Regions from separate parts of the Homo sapiens genome. Here region 1 is linked to region 2. A link is an interaction called in ENCODE POLR2A ChIA-PET data of the cell type or tissue named here. Cell type or tissue: Caco-2. All regions are shown on one strand. Links, peaks and the distances in the headings refer to the core of each region. The heading gives the core; the rest is flanking DNA.

Region 1 (8,784 bases), core at 2,196-4,695, 130 kb before region 2:
TCTACTTCATTTAAAAAAATCAACTGCTGGTTATGACCCATTAATTTGATTTCCTGACCAAGCAGGTCCTGACCCATAGTTTGAGAAGCATCGCTTTAAGGCAGAGGTCCTCAAACTTAAATGTGTATAAAGATGACCTGGGTAGTGTTTAAAAATAGTTTGTCAGGCTACTCCGCAGATGTTTATTTTCAGTGGGCCACAGGAATCTGCATTTTTACCAGGGGACCTATGAGATTGTGATGCAGGTGCTTGATAAGAGCCCCTGATCTAGTGGGAACTGGAGGCAGTGAACAATGAAAGGTATTAACTTGGCTCTGAAGTGCAGTCAGGTATGTGACCCCATACTCTGCAATCCCAAAATCACTCAGCTGCCAATCACACTAGCTTAGGCTTTGAAAAGTCTAAGGGCACAGTATTGTTTGTTCTCAACTGCCATGAAGCAGTTGGCTTTAAGAGACTGGTATCCCTCCCTCTCCACTCCAGCCTGTTTGAGGGCTGCTGCACAGTGTTGTGTACCAGGAGATGTTTCTAGGTGTGTGGGGGTTGGAGATGTGAGTAGTGCCGATGAGTTGCGTGAGTTGCTGTGCTGTTCATAGATTATGTGAATTCTTCATTGTCGTAATGATTTTCACGGTTTTGAGGCAGCCACACAGTCATTGTGCCTGGGAGATTCACAATTGGCCAGCTGAAGAAGAGGTTGATTTTGTTTAGTATCCGTGTATTCCAGACTGCATAGCCTCGGGGGAAGGCAGGCAGGTGACTCTTTTTATTTGGGGGGGGGTGAGGAGTCAGGAGTTTGTCTACCATCAGGTCTTAATAAGAGGCACAAGTTCCCATACCTCCTGGGCTACCCCAGTCCTGGTTACTTCCCATTGTGATGGCCCAGTCCCTGTGTGCAGGCGAATCTTGTTAGGCATCCAGTTTCTGATGCTGTTATCTGCCTTCAGGCACAAACACACACACACACACACACACACACACACACACACGCCTGATGCAGCCACAGGTTAGATTTTTCCCTCTTAGTTATTGTGTCCAGACATATTGGTAGGATACATTTATTTGAATTAATGAAAGCTGCGATTTAGCTTCAAAAAGGACTCTATCCAAATTCAACTTCCACTGTAGCCCTTCTTGCTAAAGGTGTGCCTTATGGGAGCATCAAGCGTGGGATTTTAAAAATTAACTTTAATAATGTTCAGTTTGGCCAAGCAACTCACATTCAGAATGTTTAGTTTTGAGCATATGGAGAAAAGAAAGCAACAAAAGGATGGCAAGGGATAAGATGTCCCAGGATTGGAAAAGCCAGAAGGAAGAGATGTTGAAGTGAGATTCAGATGGAGGATGTGATCAATTCCCATTGTAAATTACCTTGGCATTTCCTTAGGGTTTGTCAGGCAAACCACTAGGTGCTCTGACAACTGCATTCCCCTGAGCATAAAAAGGTATAAAGTTTTGGAAAAGGAAGAAGCATCATTTTCAACTTGAGCCTGTAATGATGGAAAGCCAGCCAGGGCCTGCAGGCTAAAGATATTTTTTAGAGTTGTTAGTTTTCAGTGACATTGTCCTTAACAAAAGGTGATACACTTGAGTCTGTGAAGTATTGTACTGCCTGAGTTTGTTTACCTGGGAGCTGTGGATATAGCACTGGAGAGCTTAAAAGTAAATCAGAATTTGCTATTCTCTTGTCGCCAATTTGCCAATGGCTTCCCATTGCCCTTCAGATATAATCTAATTCCTTTCCTTGTAGGCACCACACGGCTTGTCCTACTCCCCCATCTTCTGCCTCATCTCTTACCAATCCCCAACCTGTCCACTCTGCTTCTTCCTGCTTGAGAAAAGCTCGCCTTTCTGAGGTTTCTGAAACATGCCATACTTAGGTTTGTCATAGGGCTTTTCTACTGGTAGTAACTCTTTCCAGGATTCTTTCTCCAGATTTTTCTTTTCTGTTTGAGACAGGGTCTTGCTCTTGCCCAGGCTGGAGTGCAGTGGTGTGATCTGCTCACTGCAACCTCTGCCTCCCTGATTCAAGTGATTCTCCTGCCTCAGCCTCCCAAGTAGCTGGGATTACAGGCGCACCCCACCACGCCCGGCTAATTTTTGCATTTTTAGTGGAGACGGGGTTTCACCATATTGTCCAGGCTGGTCTTGAACTCCTGACCTCAGGTGATCTGCCTGCCTCAGCCTCTGACAAGTCTTGGGATTACAGGCATAAGCCACCGTGCCTGGCTCTTTCTCCAAATTTTTGCGTGGCTGACTCTCACTTGGTTCTCAGAGCTACTTCCTGACGGACCAGTTATCTAGAACAGCTCCTCCCTTCTCTGCCCCTCAGCCTCTCTTAATCCCCTTAACTTTATTTTCTTCAAAGCACTTTAATACCGTCTGGAAATATATTATCTACCTGTTTGCCGACACGGAAGCTTGAGAGCTTCTCTGTCTTGCTTGCTGCTGAAAATGCTTGGTGTGGAGTAGACACTGGATAAGTATTTGTTGGTTGAATGCGTGAATGACCAAGAGAACCAAGGTTTAGAATCTCTAGAGGAGGAAATATACTTTAAGAGGAAAAGATAATTCTCTTTTTCTGGGATAATATAGTATGCTCTCAGAATTACTTTCACTTGCACTATTTCTGCTTTTCACAATAGTTTTCATTCCTTTATTCCATTTATAGGTTGGCAAAGCCTCCAAAAGCTCCATTGTTATTTTGTTGTCATTAATAATAAACAACTCTTACCTACCCCAGTAACCTTATTCTAGGCCTCGCTGTTTGTTTTCTTCTAACAAATGTTAGCATTTCTATCAGTAATCACATTTCATTAATACCAGGAGGCACTATATGTGGGGCTAAGAGCCTGGACTTTGGAATCAGAAAGACCTGGATAATTAGCTCTGTGACCTTGGCAATCTACTAAAATTCTCTAAATCTTTGTTCCTTATTTTTAAAATGGTACTAATAATAGTTTGCATCACACGGGACTGATGGGAGGATTAAATGAGACTGCAGGGGAAACCAGGTACAGAGCCTGGCACCTAAGCACTCAGTGCTAGCTATTAATAACAGCACTAACATTAATAGGTGGATTCCCCTCTCTCTGGCTCAGAGGAATCCATTCTCAATCCATTGATTTGGGAGTGGACAGTGTGTGGTGGGGTCAGAGGAGGACTTCTTAATATAAGTAAGTAAAGACTGAAAATGCCACTTACATCTATTTGAACTGGAATGGAATTTAGAAACCATGTATTCGCAAGCTGACTGCTGCCCAACACCCACCTGGAAGAAGTAACAGTTACAGAAGTTTTTGGAAGGACGAGTTTTCTATCTGCTCCTGTGGCGATTCTTGGTTTTAGACTTGATTAGGCTGGGCCATCTGCATGTGCCATTATGTCAGCCCCTCCGTTGTTATTTTTACCGAGTTGGGCTTCAGTGTCTGCCCTTTGCTTTATGGAAGGACACTGTCAGAAATAGCTTTATATAACTTGTTACTGTAATTCTTATAAGGGTTTATATTGTTGAAGACTAGCTACAGATTCAATGCCCCCTTTAAGAAGTTCATGGGAGAAATTCTTTTTTTTTGTTTTTTTTGTTTGAGACGGAGTCTCGCTCTGTGGCCCAGGCGGGAGTGCAGTGGTGCAATCTCGGCTCACTGCAAGCTCCGCCTCCCGGGTTCACGCCATTCTCCTGCCTCAGCCTCCCGAGTAGCTGGGACTACAGGCGCCCACCATCACGCCCGGCTAATTTTTTTTGTATTTTTAGTAGAGATGGGGTTTCACCGTGTTAGCCAGGATGGTCTCGATCTCCTGACCTCGTGATCCGCCCGCCTCGGCCTCCCAAAGTGCTGGGATTACAAGCGTGAGCCACCGCGCCCGGCCGGGAGAAATTCTTTTAGAACCTAATGTCTCTGAAAAGCTTTGCCTCTCCTGAAAACCTGGTATGCTTTTTCTTTTGTGGAAATTGGAAATTTATAGCATGATAAATGCTATAAATGCTATAAATGATAAATGCTTTTTGCTTTGGCTACCAGGAAGTACAGAGTGAAATTTGTGGCTTGATTTTAGTGACTATGTAGGGCCCTGCATCCTAATTTTTTCTAGTGTTAACCTTGTAATTTTTGTTTTCTATTAATTAGGTATATACTGGGTTGGGCATTAAAGTCTGTTTAGGTGTTAACATTTTGGAGATATACACACTGAGGTTCAAACAGACAAAAAGGACTTGCTTTAAGACATAGTGCTAATTAGGGCAAAGCGGAAGCTATAAACCATACCTTCTGTTTCCCAGACCCAGGCCTCTTCCTACTGCTGCGCATTCTGGAATAATACCAGCTCCTCATCTAAACCCTAAATAGCCCATGTCTCCATTCTAGGCAGAGTCTACCTTCTCTCTGAAACGAGACAGAGCAGCATTCTGCTTGCGAGGTGCAGCAGTGCCACCTGCATTCCTGTTACCTGGATGGCTCAGCAATACCTGGGTCTCCTGAGCTACAGAGGAGTCAGCCCTCCCCTGTGGTCTTAAAAGCAGTGTGTCTAGACTGAGTGGCTTTGATTCGAAACTGGATTGCTGGCTCCATGTGAGCTTACCCTCCAGTGTCTGGAGTTCCTTTGTCTGTTTCTCACTGGGAAAGGAAGGCTTGACATCCAGTTGGCAGATGGGTGCCACTGAGGCTCAAACATGATCTTCTGGGTGTGAATGGTGACCAAGTTCAGTTGCACCAGAGAAAGTGGCTTTGTTTTACCTGATACGAAATTTTTAGTTCTAGGAAATACTGACCTTTCTAGTGATTGGTATTTTGTTTTCTCAAGACATTCTGTTCAGGAGTACCTGAGGCAAATAAGTGTAGGCACGGAACAGATCCTGCCCATCAGGAATATTTTGATCCCTATTTTTGAGATGGATTGGTGAAGAATGAAGAGGATTTACACATACAGAAACATTCCATGGGGAACAGTTGTGCAGAGGCACTGAGGTGTGAATATAAGAGGGAGTGTATGGGGAATGTTCAGGAAGCACGTGAGATGGGGAAAGAGGGCACTGGGATGTAGTTCTCAGCTACCATGGCTGCAGATAGAGCACTCCGTGGGAGTGGACTGTGACTTCCTTCACAGTAAGGGTGAAGAGCACTGCACAATGGCTAATTGCCTCAGATCATAGGCGTCTCCAGGAGGGAGGCTATCTCTAGGGATTCTCGAAGCTGGCTGCCTTAAGAATTCATCGTCCTGCTAAAGGCCTACAAAATCAGAATTTTCAGGATGGGGAATTTGTAACAAAAACAAGAAAATAGTAACAACCCCTGAAAAACTGTTTCCCAGGTTCTTCTAAAGCAGCCAACCCCACACATGACTGAGGTCTGGAAACCACTGAGGTCGTGCTTGATCCCTCTGGCAGGAGCTACCAAGCAGCCTTGGCTTTTGGCCCCCTTGCCCTTGCTCTTTCTGTTTTTGCTTTTTCCTTTGTGTTGCCCCTACACGTCATCCAGGATATCTGCGCCCCCCACCCCCACCCCCACCCCAACGCCTTGTTTCTTCTTTTACCACTTCGGTCTTTGTCTGTTGGGGGTCCCTCCCTACATTGACCCATTGCCAAATGAACCATAAGAGAGAAATGAATTAACTTTCAGGACAGGTTACGTTAATGGTATGAACGTGCACATTACATAAACCTAAATTAAATAGGGCTTGCAGTTTGTTTTGCTCGCGGGGCTCTTTTTTTCTGTTAGGATTTGAGGAAAAGTTATCCCCACACTTAACTGCAGCCTTAAAGCTAAGTGCTTCATTAGCAGAGAGGTACAACAAGAGCTGAAAACTCCCTTTTTCTTGTGCCTAATCTGTTGTCCCACCTTCTGGCTCAGGTTATTCCCATCCCTCATTTGTTTTCTCCCATTTCGGCAATTTAATGTTGAAGCATTGAGCTGAGAGTCTGAGGGTGTTTAGAGAGAACTTGACGTCTTCATTTTGCATTATGTTGAGTTGACTTAGACTCTCCCATTCTGCTTGAAGCTCTGGAAGGAATTCAGGGACTGAGAATACACTTCCTCAGACTCTTCTCTGGCTGGTTTGGGGAGGAAGGATCTACTTGCAAGGGACGGGGGATTTGAATCCTGGTTTTGGTCCTCTCTAATTGTGTGATCTTGGGCAAATTGTTCCTTTTTCTGTGTCTGGAAAGCAGGGGTCATCATCATAATGCCTGTCTCCCTGGGTTGTTGTGAGGATTAATTGAGATATGACCCCTCATAGACGCATAACAGGGAATTAATAAATTGTAGAATCCTGGAGGTTTATCTGCAGTTGTTCCAGGGTCTCTCTCCCAAACTGCCCCCACTTCCTACCTTCCTCCAACCAAGGCTTACTGAGCTTTCTGAGCTCCTCTTGCCAAGCTTTGGGCTGCGTATGAGGGCTGATTAACCAGACATGGTCTCATGTCTGATTAACCATGGCCAGGAATGGTTTGCAATCTAGTGGGAAGTCTGACTGAGAAACAACTAATTTTGTGGAACTTTTTTTTTTTTTTTGAGATGGAGTTTCACTCTTGTTGCCCAAGCTGGAGTACAATGGTGTGATCTCAGCTCACTGCAATCTCCACCCCCCCAGGTTCAAGCGATCGTCCTGCCCCAGCCTCCAGAGTAGCTGGGATTACAGGCACCTGCCACTACGCCCGGCTAATTTTTGTATTTTTAGTAGAGACAGGGTTTCACTACGTTGGCCAGGCTGGTCTCGAACTCCTGACCTCAGGTGATCCACCCGCCTTGGCCTCCCAAAGTGCTGGGATTACAGGCGTGAGCCACCGTGCCCAGCTGGAACTTTATTTATTTTTTTTTTTTGAGACAGAGTCTTGCTCTGTCGCCCAGGCTGGAGTGCAGTGGTGCGATCTCAGCTCACTGCAGGCTCCGCCCTCCAGGTTCACGCCATTCTCCTGCCTCAGCCTCCCAAGTAGCTGGGACTACAGGCACCCGCCACCTCGCTCGGCTAATTTTTTATACTTTCAGTAGAGACGGGGTTTCACCGTGTTAGCCAGGATGATCTCGAACTCCTGACCTTGTGATCCGCCCACCTCGGCCTTTCAAAGTGCTGGGATTACAGGCGTGAGCCACCGCACCCAGCCGAACTTTTTTTTTTTTGAAATGGCGATGTCTTGCTCTGTTGCCCAGGCTGGAGTGCAGTGACGCCATCTCGGTCACTGCAACCTCAGCCTCCTGGGTTTAAGTGATTCCCCTGCCTCACCCTCCCAAGTAGCTGGGATTACAGGCGTGTGCCACCACGCCTGGCTAATTTTTGTATTTTTAGTAGAGACGGGGTTTCGCCATGTTGGCCAGGCTGGTCTGGAACACCTGACCTCAGGCTATCTGCCCGCCTCAGCATCTCAAAGTGCTGGGATTACAGGCTTGAGCCACCGCACCCGGCTGTTTTGCGGAACTTTAAAAAATTAAGGTGGCCGGGCGCGGTGGCTCATGCCTGTAATCCCAGTACTTTGAGATGCTGAGGCGGGCAGATAGCCTGAGGTCAGGTGTTCCAGACCAGCCTGGCCAACATGGCGAAACCCCTGTAATCCCAGCACTTTGGGAGGCCGAGGTGGGCGGAGACCATCCTGACTAACAAGGTGAAATCCCATCTCTACTAAAAATACAAAAAATTAGCCAGGCGTGGTGGCTGGTGCCTGTAGTCCCAGCTACTCGGGAGGCTGAGGCAGGAGAATCGCTTGAACCCGGGAGGCGGAGCTTGCAATGAGCGGAGATCGCACCACTGCACTCCAGCCTGGGCTACAGAGCGAGACTCCGTCTCAAAAAAAAAAGGCCAGGCGCGGTGACTCATGCCTGTAATCCCAGCATCTCCTGAGGTCAGGAGTTCCAGACCAGTCTGGACAACATGGCAAAACCCGTCCCTACTAAAAATACAAAAATTAGCCGGGTGTGGTGGCGGGTGCCTATAATCCCAGCTACTTGGGAGGCGGAGGCAGGAGAATTGCTTGAACCTGGGAGGCGCAGGTTGCAGTGAGCCAGATTGTGCCATTGCACTCCAGCGTGGGCAACAAGTGCGAAACAACGTCTCAGGAAAAAAAAAAGTTATATTAAAAAGGTAAACAGGCTGCGTGCATTTGCTGGACCTCAAAGGATCAGAGGCACGTGGTGGAAGCACTTTTAAGAAGGAGGATTGAAGGAGAACAGGGACTTCGATTCTTGTTAAAATCTATCTGCTATTCCCATTCAGAGAAGAAACCCAGAAATGTGCTGTAGAGTGAGTCTCCTCCCTTTCCCACCCCACCGCCTTTCCTCTCCCTCAGTAAATGGCACCACTGGATGACAGTTTAATAATTCCCAGAACAAAATAACTTCCAACTTTGGGCTGGCGATGGCTGGGTCTTTAGACATATAAGCAACCTTTTGAAAGTGCCTCTTCCCTTTTTTGCTCTTCAGTTTTTAAAAAGTTCAATTTCCAAATTCCAATTGCGGAAAGGCGGGGAGCCCAGCCACAGATGTCAGAGTCTAGAGTTTTGGATTTATTTGAATTGGGAGATTAAAGTCAGAAAGCCAAAGGCATGCTGACAGCTGAACAACAGAATTGTATTGGCAGATTTAGGATGGGTGGTTTGTAGCTAATTGGGGCCCCAGCTGTGCCCTGGGGGACCAGCAGTTTAAAGAGAAATCAAGGTCACACAGTGCCCAAAGTCTACAACACATTCATGTATTCAGCAGATATTTGAATGTGGGAAACACAGATGACAATCAAATAATCACCTCAGTAAAAGTACAGCTGTGGATAGTGCTATATGTGTGGCATAGGGGAGCCTGACTT
Region 2 (8,784 bases), core at 2,171-4,670:
GAGCTGAGATTGCACCACTGCACTCCAGCCTGGGTGATGGAGCCAGACTGTGTCTCAAGAAAAAAAAAAAGTTAAAAATCACGGACTTAGTGGTTTCAAGCCTAGATGACCAATAGGATGGTAGTAACATGAATGCAAGTAGGGGTCACAGGCAAGACATAAGGAGGTAGGGTTGGCTGGAAGAGCAGAGACATGGTCTCTTCCCTCTGAGATATGTTGATTTCACAGTGTTATAGATGGGTCTCGAGTAGGCAGTAGAGACTTGGAACCCAGCTCTCCAGAGATGGGGCGAGGCTGCTGCCACAGGCAGGGGAGTGATCCTCTATCACAAGCTCGAGTTTGAATGACATTGTCAAGGAAAATCTGAAAAGAGGGCCAAGGACAGATCTTTGAACACTATTTGATCTGACTGCCATGCCTTTTCCTAAGTGCTTTCTGACAGATTTTTTTTTTCTACACGGGAAATTCACATTTTGAACTTTAGTTCCTAAAATACATTAAATTATACTTGGCTTCTAAGACGAGGCAGGAGGGGATGCACATAATGACTACTTATGTGGCTTCTCATCTGAGGAAATTATCTCTTCAAAATGATCAGGTGCTCCTGACCCTGTTCTTAAGAGCGTGGGCATTTTTGAGCTAATTTTGGAAGTGTGAAGGATAATTGTTAGCACTCAGAGGACCTAGTTCTAGCCCAGTGTTAAAATCTCGGGAACTGGCTGGTCACAGTAGCTCAAGCCTGTAATCCCAGCACTTTGGGAGGCTGAGAAAAAGGATTGTTTGAGTCCAGGAGTTCAAGATCAGGCTAGGCAATATGGCGAAACCCAAAAATACAAAAATTAGCTGGGCATAGTGGTGCATGCTTGTGGTCCCAGCTACTAGGGAGGCTGAGGTGTGTGGATCACTTGAGCCTGGGATGCGGAGGTTGCAGTGAGCCAAGATTGCACCAGTGCATTCCAGCCTGGAAGACAGAGCAAGACCCTGTGTCAAAAAAAAAAAAAAAAAAAAAGCTGGGCATGGTGGCACACACCTGTAATTCCAGCACTTTGGGAAGCTGAGGCGGGTGGATCACCTGAGGTCAGGAGTTTAAGACCAGACCAGCCAACATCGTGAAACCCCATCTCTACTTAAAAAAAAAAAAAAATACAAAAATTAGCTGGCTGTGGTGGCGTGCACCTGTAATCCCAGCTACTTGGGAGGCTGAGGCAGGAGAATTGCTTGAACTCAGGAGGCGGAGGTTGCAGTGAGCCGAGATCATGCCATTGCACTCCAGCCTGGGTGACAAGAGTGAAACTCTGTCTCAAAAGAAAAAAAAAAAATCAGAAATCCACAAAATCCATCCCCTCCCTGGGGAGGAAAGAAAAGATACCTACATGTGGCAGGAAGCTGCTTCAAGTATTAAGGTAGGCCAGGCATGGTGGCTAACGTCTGTAATCTCAGCACGTTGGGAGGCCGAGGTGGGCAGATCACGAGGTCAGGAGTTCGAGACCAGACTGACCAATATGGTGAAACCCCGTCTCTACTAAAAATACAAAATGTAGCTGGGCATGGTGGCGCATGCCTGTAGTCCCAGCTACTCAGGAGGCTGAGGCAGAAGACTTGCTTGAACATGGGAGGTGGAGGTTGCAGTGAACCAAGATTGTGCCTCTGCACTCCAGCCTGGGTGACAAAGTGAAACTCCCTCTCAAAAAAACAAAAAAAGAAAAAAAGAAAAGAAAGAAACCCCATCTCTACTAAAAATACAAAAATTAGCTGGGCGTGGTGGTGAGCACCTGTAATCCCAGCTACTCAGGAGCCTAAGGCAGGAGAATCGTTTAAACCTGGGAGGCAGGGGTTGCAGTGAACCAAGATCGTGCCACTGTGCTCCAGCCTGGGTGACAGAGTGAGACACTGTCTCAAAAAAAAAAAAAAAATTAAGGTAGATTGCACATTGATAGCTCCTATCCTGGAACAATGGTCATAATCCAATAACACTAAGAAATATCCCAAAGAAGCCGGGCGCGGTGGCTCACGCCTGTAATCCCAGCACTTTGGGAGGCGGACGCGGGCGGATCACCTGAGGTCGGGGGTTCGAGACCAGGCTGACCAACATGGAGAAACTCCGTCTCTACTAAAAATACAAAATTAACCAGGTGGTGGCGCATGCCTGTAATCCCAGCTACTCAGGAGGTTGAGGTAGGAGAATGGCTTGAACCGGAGAGGTGGAAGTTGTGGTGAGCCAAGATTGTGCCGTTGCACTCTAGCCTGGGCAACAAGAGCTAAACTGTCTCAAAAAAAAAAAAAGAAAGAAAAAAGAAAGAAAAAGATCTCAAAGAAGTGCCATCATTTTCCTGAGAGGCTGTTTAATTTTGTGTGGGTACATTATTTCAATAAGAAAAGAGCAGCTGTTTTAGTCTGTCATACCCAGAAACTACCTGATAGCCAATATCATGAAACTCTGCGGAGGCAGTAAAATGCTATAAGTGGTCATGATGATCACCATGGCTAACATGTGCTGAACACTTACTTTGGTTTTTGGAGACAGAGTCTTGCTCTGTCGTCCAGGTTGGAGTGCAGTGGTGCAATCATAGCTCTCTGTATCCTCAAACTCCCGGGCTCAAGCGAGCCTCCTGAGTAACTGGGACTACAGGCATGAGCCACTACACCCAGCTTTGAATGCTTACTTTGTACCAGGCCCTGAGTTAAGGCCATATATTGGCCGGGCAGGATAGCTCACACCTGTAACTCCAGCACTTTGGGAAGCAGAGGCATGTGGATTGAGTCCCAGCGTTCAAGACCAGCCTGGGCAACATGGCGAAATTCCATTTCTACAAAAACAAACAAACAAATAAACATTAGTCGAGCGTGGTGGCACATGCCTATAATCCCAGCTACTTGGGAGGCTGTGGGAGAATTACTTGAGCCCAGAGGTTGTAGTGAGCCAAGATGGTGCCACTGCACTCCAGCCTGGGCGACAGAGTGAGACCTCATCTCCAAAAAATAAATAAATGAAACAAATTTTTAAAAAAGAAAAAAAAGGCTATATATTCATTACTCATTTAATCCTCACAAAAATCCCATCAGATGAGTTTTGTTAAAGGTCTTATTTTATGGATGCAGAAATTGAGGCTTAGTGAGCAAAGTTTATGCTTCTAACCACCCCCAGACTGTTCCTGCTTTACTCTGGGCAAGACTCATCTGCAGACCTTCGTATGGCCATGTCCAGCCTTGTGGGCCCGGATCATCCATACAAGGGGCAGTAGAAATAAAGCCAAGAGTAAACACCCTTAGATCCACTAGGCTGCACTCTAGCCCTGCCCCTGTGCCATGCTGCAGCATGCTTCCACCCAGCTCTGAACCCTGCCCGTCTGGCTCTAAATACCTGCTTATTGTCCCTACTTCCATGCACTTCAAACCCTGCACTTCAAACCCTGCTGGTTTGCCTTAGGGTGCAGCTGGGTTTGGCCCCACCACCTGCAAAGGTTGGGGCAGAGCTAAACAAACAAGGACTTGGATTAGCTGCACCCTGTGAGTCAAGGCCAGTTTTTTTTTTTTTTTTTTGTCGCCCAGGCTGGAGTGCAGTGGCGCGATCTCGACTCACCCCAACCTCCGCCTCCTGGGTTCCAGCGATTCTCCTGCCTCAGCCTCCTGAGTAGCTGGGATTATAGGCACCCGCCACCATGCTCAGCTAATTTTTGTATTTTTAGTACAGACGGGGTTTCGCCATGTTGGCCAGGCTGGTCTCAAACTCCTGACTTCAGGTGATCCACCCGTCTTGGCCTCACAAAGTGCTAGGATTACAGGCATGAGCCACTGTGCCAGCCGAAGGCAAGGCCAGTTCTAAGAGGAACGTGCTCAACTCGGAGGAAGTCTCCTATGGCTGGCAGAACAAATACTGGCAGAAAAGGGATACTGAAATGCCTGCCCAGCAGTGAGGGCTGGAACTAGATAGAATTAGATTGCCAAAGTGGACAGGTAGAGGGCCAGGACTAGATGTCATAGGGCAAAAGGCACAACGTAGAATATCAGAGGCTTTCTGATAACAAGGTAGCCCTGGGTTGAGAAATTCAAGAAGGGTCAATATTTAAGAACCAGGATAGATGTCATAGGGTAGACTTTCTCCTCTTTTTCCCCGTTACGGGTTGAATTGTGTCTTCCCCAAATTCTTATGTTGAAGTCCTAAGGCGCAGTACCTCAGAATGTGATCTCATTTGCAAACAGGGTTGTTACAGATGTAAGCAGTTAAGATGACGTCATTCAGGTGGCTTTAATCCTATATAATTTGTGTACCTATAGGAAGGGAAATTTGGGCCAGGCGCAGGGACTCACACTTGTAATCCCAGCACTTTGGGAGGCCAAGGAGGATGGATTGCTTGAGCCCTAGAGTTTGAGACCAGCCTGGCCAACGTGGTGAAACCCTGACTCTACCAAAAATACAAAAATTAGCCAGTCTCATAACCCTGTCTCAAAATAAATAGAAATTTCTTTAAAAAAAAAAGGGAAATTTGGAAACAGAAATGCACACACAGGGAGGATGTTGTGTGAAAATGAAGGCGAGATCAGGGTGATGGTTCTACATGCTGAGGAATGCCAAAGACTGCCAGCAAGCCACCAGAAGCGAGGGGAGAGGCATGGAAAAAATTCGATCTCACAGCTCTCAGAAGGAACCAACCCTGCTGACACCTTGACCTTGGACTTCTGACCTCTAGAACTGTGAGACAATACGCTTCTGTTGTTGAAGACACCCAGTTTGTGGTCTGGTCTTGTCTTTTTTTTTATTTGAGACAGAATCTCGCACTGTTGCCCAGGCTGGAGTACAGTGGCATGATCTCGGCTCACTGCAACCTCCGCCTCGTGGGTTCAAGCAATTCTCCCACCTCAGCCTCCTGAGTAGCTGGGATTACAGGCGCCTGCCACCACGCCTGGCTAATTTTTTGTATTTTTAGTAAAGACAGGGTTTCACTATGTTGGCCAGGCTGGTCTCGAACTCCTGACTTGTGATCCGCCCGCCTCGGCCCCTCAAAGTGCTGGGATTACAGGTGTGAGCCACCACACCAGGCCCAGTTTGTGGTATTTTCTTACAGCAGCCCTAGAAAATAAATGCACCTCTTTTCTCTAAAACTCTAGGCCTGTTCCAGTCTGCTTCTGGCCAATCTAGTCCTGGTTTCCTGAACCCAGGCTTCAGAAGAGGCAGATCTGCAGAGAGCTTTTCAATAAAAATGGCTCCAGCAGAGCTCATGGGTATGCAGAGCTCATTGGAAGTTGGCAGGCAGAGTAGCATGGGGACCTTACACTCCACCTTGCAGGCTGAAGATACTCTGTGTCCTATGTTCAATGTGGTTTCAGGGAGAGGGTTCTCAATGTAGAACTGGGTACGTGCTAACTCTCTTGAGGGATGAAAATATTTAACCTGGAGCATGGATTTTGCTTAACATGACTCATAAAAATCTTTGTTCTCAGCCTCTCTCCCCATCACCATTCAGGCTGTTACCAACTTGCCTTTTATCTGACAAAGGCAGCCAGTTTCCGTGGTTACCTACAAGCATACAGCAAGGTGCCATTCCCAGGAGACCCCTGGATTAAGCAAATAGCAAGACAGGGGGCCTCTGGCCCAAGGAAAATAACCTGGATCCAATGATCAGAGTGGGATACTGGGGGCAACTGGATTTCAGGAGCAAGTTGGAAGCCCAGTTATTATAGCTGGGCATGGAGCCAGAGGCAGAGCAGCAAACCTAGTACTACTGTCTGCTGGACACTGAGCCCTTCCTATGAAGCAGGTGCTACAGCAAGCAACTCATGTGCCTTACCTCCTTTGGTCCTTGCCTACTTACCAAAGCACTCAGTTTTATAGATGGAGGAACTCATGTGACACGTTGAAGATCACATGGCCGGTAGGTAACAAGGATTTGAACCCAGGCGCTGAATACCTTCCATTTATCCCTCTAGCTGAGCTTGCTGTCCTTCTCCACCCCAGAGGCTGACCTTATGAGCTGCATCAACAGCCTCCCTTTCCCCGCTAGCACCAGTTGGGTCTGTTAGTGGAGAGCCCCACAGACAAGAGGGAAGAAAGGAGAGGGTGCTTTTGGCTTGTGGTGCCACAAAGTGGTTTTCTCTATATAATCTTCTCCTTCTATTTCCTTCTCTGTGTCTTTGAATCTAGGGCTGCTACTGCTCTATCCCTTGTGGTTGTCCAGTGCCCACTCTTTTGGAGGAAGCCTCTTTATAATAAGTCCTTCTTGACTTATGGTCTTTCTGGTAAGACTGACTGCTGTACCAGGTCTGTCTACTGCTGAAGGCTTTAGCCTGAACTCCCATGCTACTCTTCTCTTTGTTTTCCAGCCAGCGTGGTGATTTGAGTCCCAGAGCATTGGATCAGTGCTTTTTTTTTTTTTTTTGAGACAGAGTGTTGCTCTGTTGCCCAGGCTGGAGTGCAGTGGCGCAATCTCAGCTCACTGCAACCTCCACCTCCTGGGTTCAAGCGATTCTCCTGCCTCAGCCTCCCAAGTAGCTGGAATTACAGGTGCATGCCACCACGCCCAGCTAATTTTTGTGTTTTTAGTAGAGATAGGGTTTCACCACGTTGGGCAGGCTGGTCTCGAACACCTGACCTCAGGTGATCTGCCCACCTCAGCCTCCCAAAGTGCTGGAATTATGGGTGTGAGCCACCATGCCCAGCCGGATCAGTGCTCCTTAAACGCCTGCAATCTAAGGTCAGCATTGGTCTCTGAGACTTGGCACTGTGGGAAAGAGGTGCTAAGCCTGAGGTGGGTACTCAGTGGTTACAAGTGTGAGGAGAGGGCACGGCAGAGTCTGGAGAGCTAAGCAGGGCCTGACACTCACCTACAAGGACCTTCCATTCCCACGTGGTCCTTCTGTTCTGGCAGCTCCCCAGTGCTGAGCTGCTGCACTGGAGTTTAGCTAACTGTTCAGCTGGAGGGAACCGTCCCTGCAAGCCTGCCTTCACTTCAGACACCAGCCACAAGTTTGTGGGTTTGCAGGACCACCCTCACTTCAGACTATATGGCTACAAACTCAGAGGTTTTCAAAACCACCCTCACAGAATGATTCACAGAACTCAGGAAGTGCTATACTTACGGTTACAATTTTATTTTATTTTATTTTTTGAGACGGAGTCTTGTACCGTTGCCCAGGCTGGAGTGCAGTGGCACGATCTTGGCTCACTGCAAGCTCCGCCTCCTGGGTTCAAGCCATTCTCCTGCCTCAGCCTCCCGAGTAGCTGGGACTACAGGCGCCTGCCACCACGCCTGGCTAATTTTTTGTACTTTTAGTAGAGACAGGGTTTCATTGTGTTAGCCAGGTTGGTCTGGATCTCCTGACCTCGTGATCCGCCCGCCTCGGCCTCCCAAAGTGCTAGGATTACAGGCGTGAGGCACCACGCCCGGCCTATGGTTACAATTTTATTGTAGCAAAGAAGATAAACTCAAATCAGCCAAGGGAAGAGATGCAAGAGCAGATTTCAAACGATATCCACTTGAGGAGCTTCTGGTCATCATCTCTCCATAGAATCATGGAGTCTTGAACATGATGTGTGATAATATATAGTACAGATGCCCTTTGACTTACAATGGAATTACCTCTCAATGAACCAACTGAAAATATTGCAAATCGAAAATGCATTTAATACACCTAAACTACCGAACATCACAGCTTTGCCTAGCCTACCTTAATTGTGTTCAGAATGCTTATATTAGCCTATATTTGGGCAAAATCATCTAATGTAAGGCCTGTTTTGTAATAAAGTGGTGAATATCTCATGTGATTTATTGAATACTGTATACTGCATAGAAATTGTGACAGTTTTGCATCATCATAAAGTCAAAAAATCTAAGTCAAACCATCCTAAGTCAGAGACCTTCTGTATTGCCAACATGAGAAGGTCACCTAAGCCTTTGGTGTTCAGGGTTTTTGTGGGAGTTCAGTTACAACAAATTTTGGTATCTAGTCCTTTCCAGAGGTCAGAACTGATGTGACATGACCCAAAGCCTTCATCATAAATCACACTGTTAGACTGCTCAATGGCCAAAGCCTATAGGCAAACAAAAACAGTCCTATCAGTCAGGACATTCCAGGGGTCTAGAGATCACCTCCTGGTAGCCAAGGACAACAGCCAGACCTCTCTTTGGGGCAGGTTAATTCTTCATTACACAACGACTTTGCTCCTTTAGCATCTATCAGACCTTCCCACTTGGCAGTATTCCTAGTGTTTGTCTTGCCTGGCCAGCACAGTGCTGTTATCATCCATGTGTCCATCGGAGTGTGGGATGGAGCTCAGGAGACACTTGATTCTGTCTATGGTGAGCTTACCAGCTCTTACCCATTGCAAGACTCACCACTGCAACCACTATCCCTGCTACTGTGGTGGTAAATTTCATGTCTTTATTCCATTGTTGGGAAGGGATATCTGCTTTACAAAAGAGTTTCTCGACTGGGTGCAGTGGCTCACGCCTGTAATCCCAGCACTTTGGGAAGCTGAGGGGGTGTGGGTCACCTGAGGTCGGGAGTTCGAGACCAGCCTGACCAACATGGAGAAACTCTGTCTCTACTAAAAACACAAAATTAGTCGGGCGTGGTGGCATGTGCCTGTAATCCCAGCTACTCGGGAGGCTGAGGCAGGAGAATCGCTTGAACCCGGGAGGCAGAGGTTGCAGTGAGCCAAGATCGCACCATTGCACTCCAGCCTGGGCAATAAGAGCAAAACTCCATCTCAAAAAATAAAAGAGTTTGTCTTTGGGGCACTAGGGGAAGAGTCTACAATCTCCTAAATGCCCTTGCACAAATCAACTG

What was found. ChIA-PET counts read pairs that join two places held together with the same protein. Peaks named below come from ENCODE experiments on the same cell type or tissue, not always from the same donor. Only the 100,000 strongest peaks of a DNase experiment are listed, where the experiment ranks them.
Region 1: POLR2A ChIA-PET joins it to region 2 with 5 read pairs; 8 of 35 experiments call an interaction of 5 or more read pairs at or near these places.

The regions. Positions count from the first base shown.
Region 1 is chr17:59,333,619-59,342,402 of GRCh38, forward strand. All of the region lies in intron 1 of YPEL2 (yippee like 2), which reads left to right. Among named protein-coding and RNA genes, the nearest start is that of YPEL2, 6.4 kb to the left of the region's middle. In Caco-2, for the core only: no CTCF peak of the experiment used is centred there; no DNase peak of the experiment used is centred there.
Region 2 is chr17:59,461,889-59,470,672 of GRCh38, forward strand. The region is part of intron 2 of LINC01476 (long intergenic non-protein coding RNA 1476); the gene reads right to left. All of the region lies in intron 2 of LOC124904040 (a long non-coding RNA gene), which reads left to right. Among named protein-coding and RNA genes, the nearest start is that of LINC01476, 61 kb to the right of the region's middle. In Caco-2, for the core only: no CTCF peak of the experiment used is centred there; a DNase peak (open chromatin) is centred at 3,352.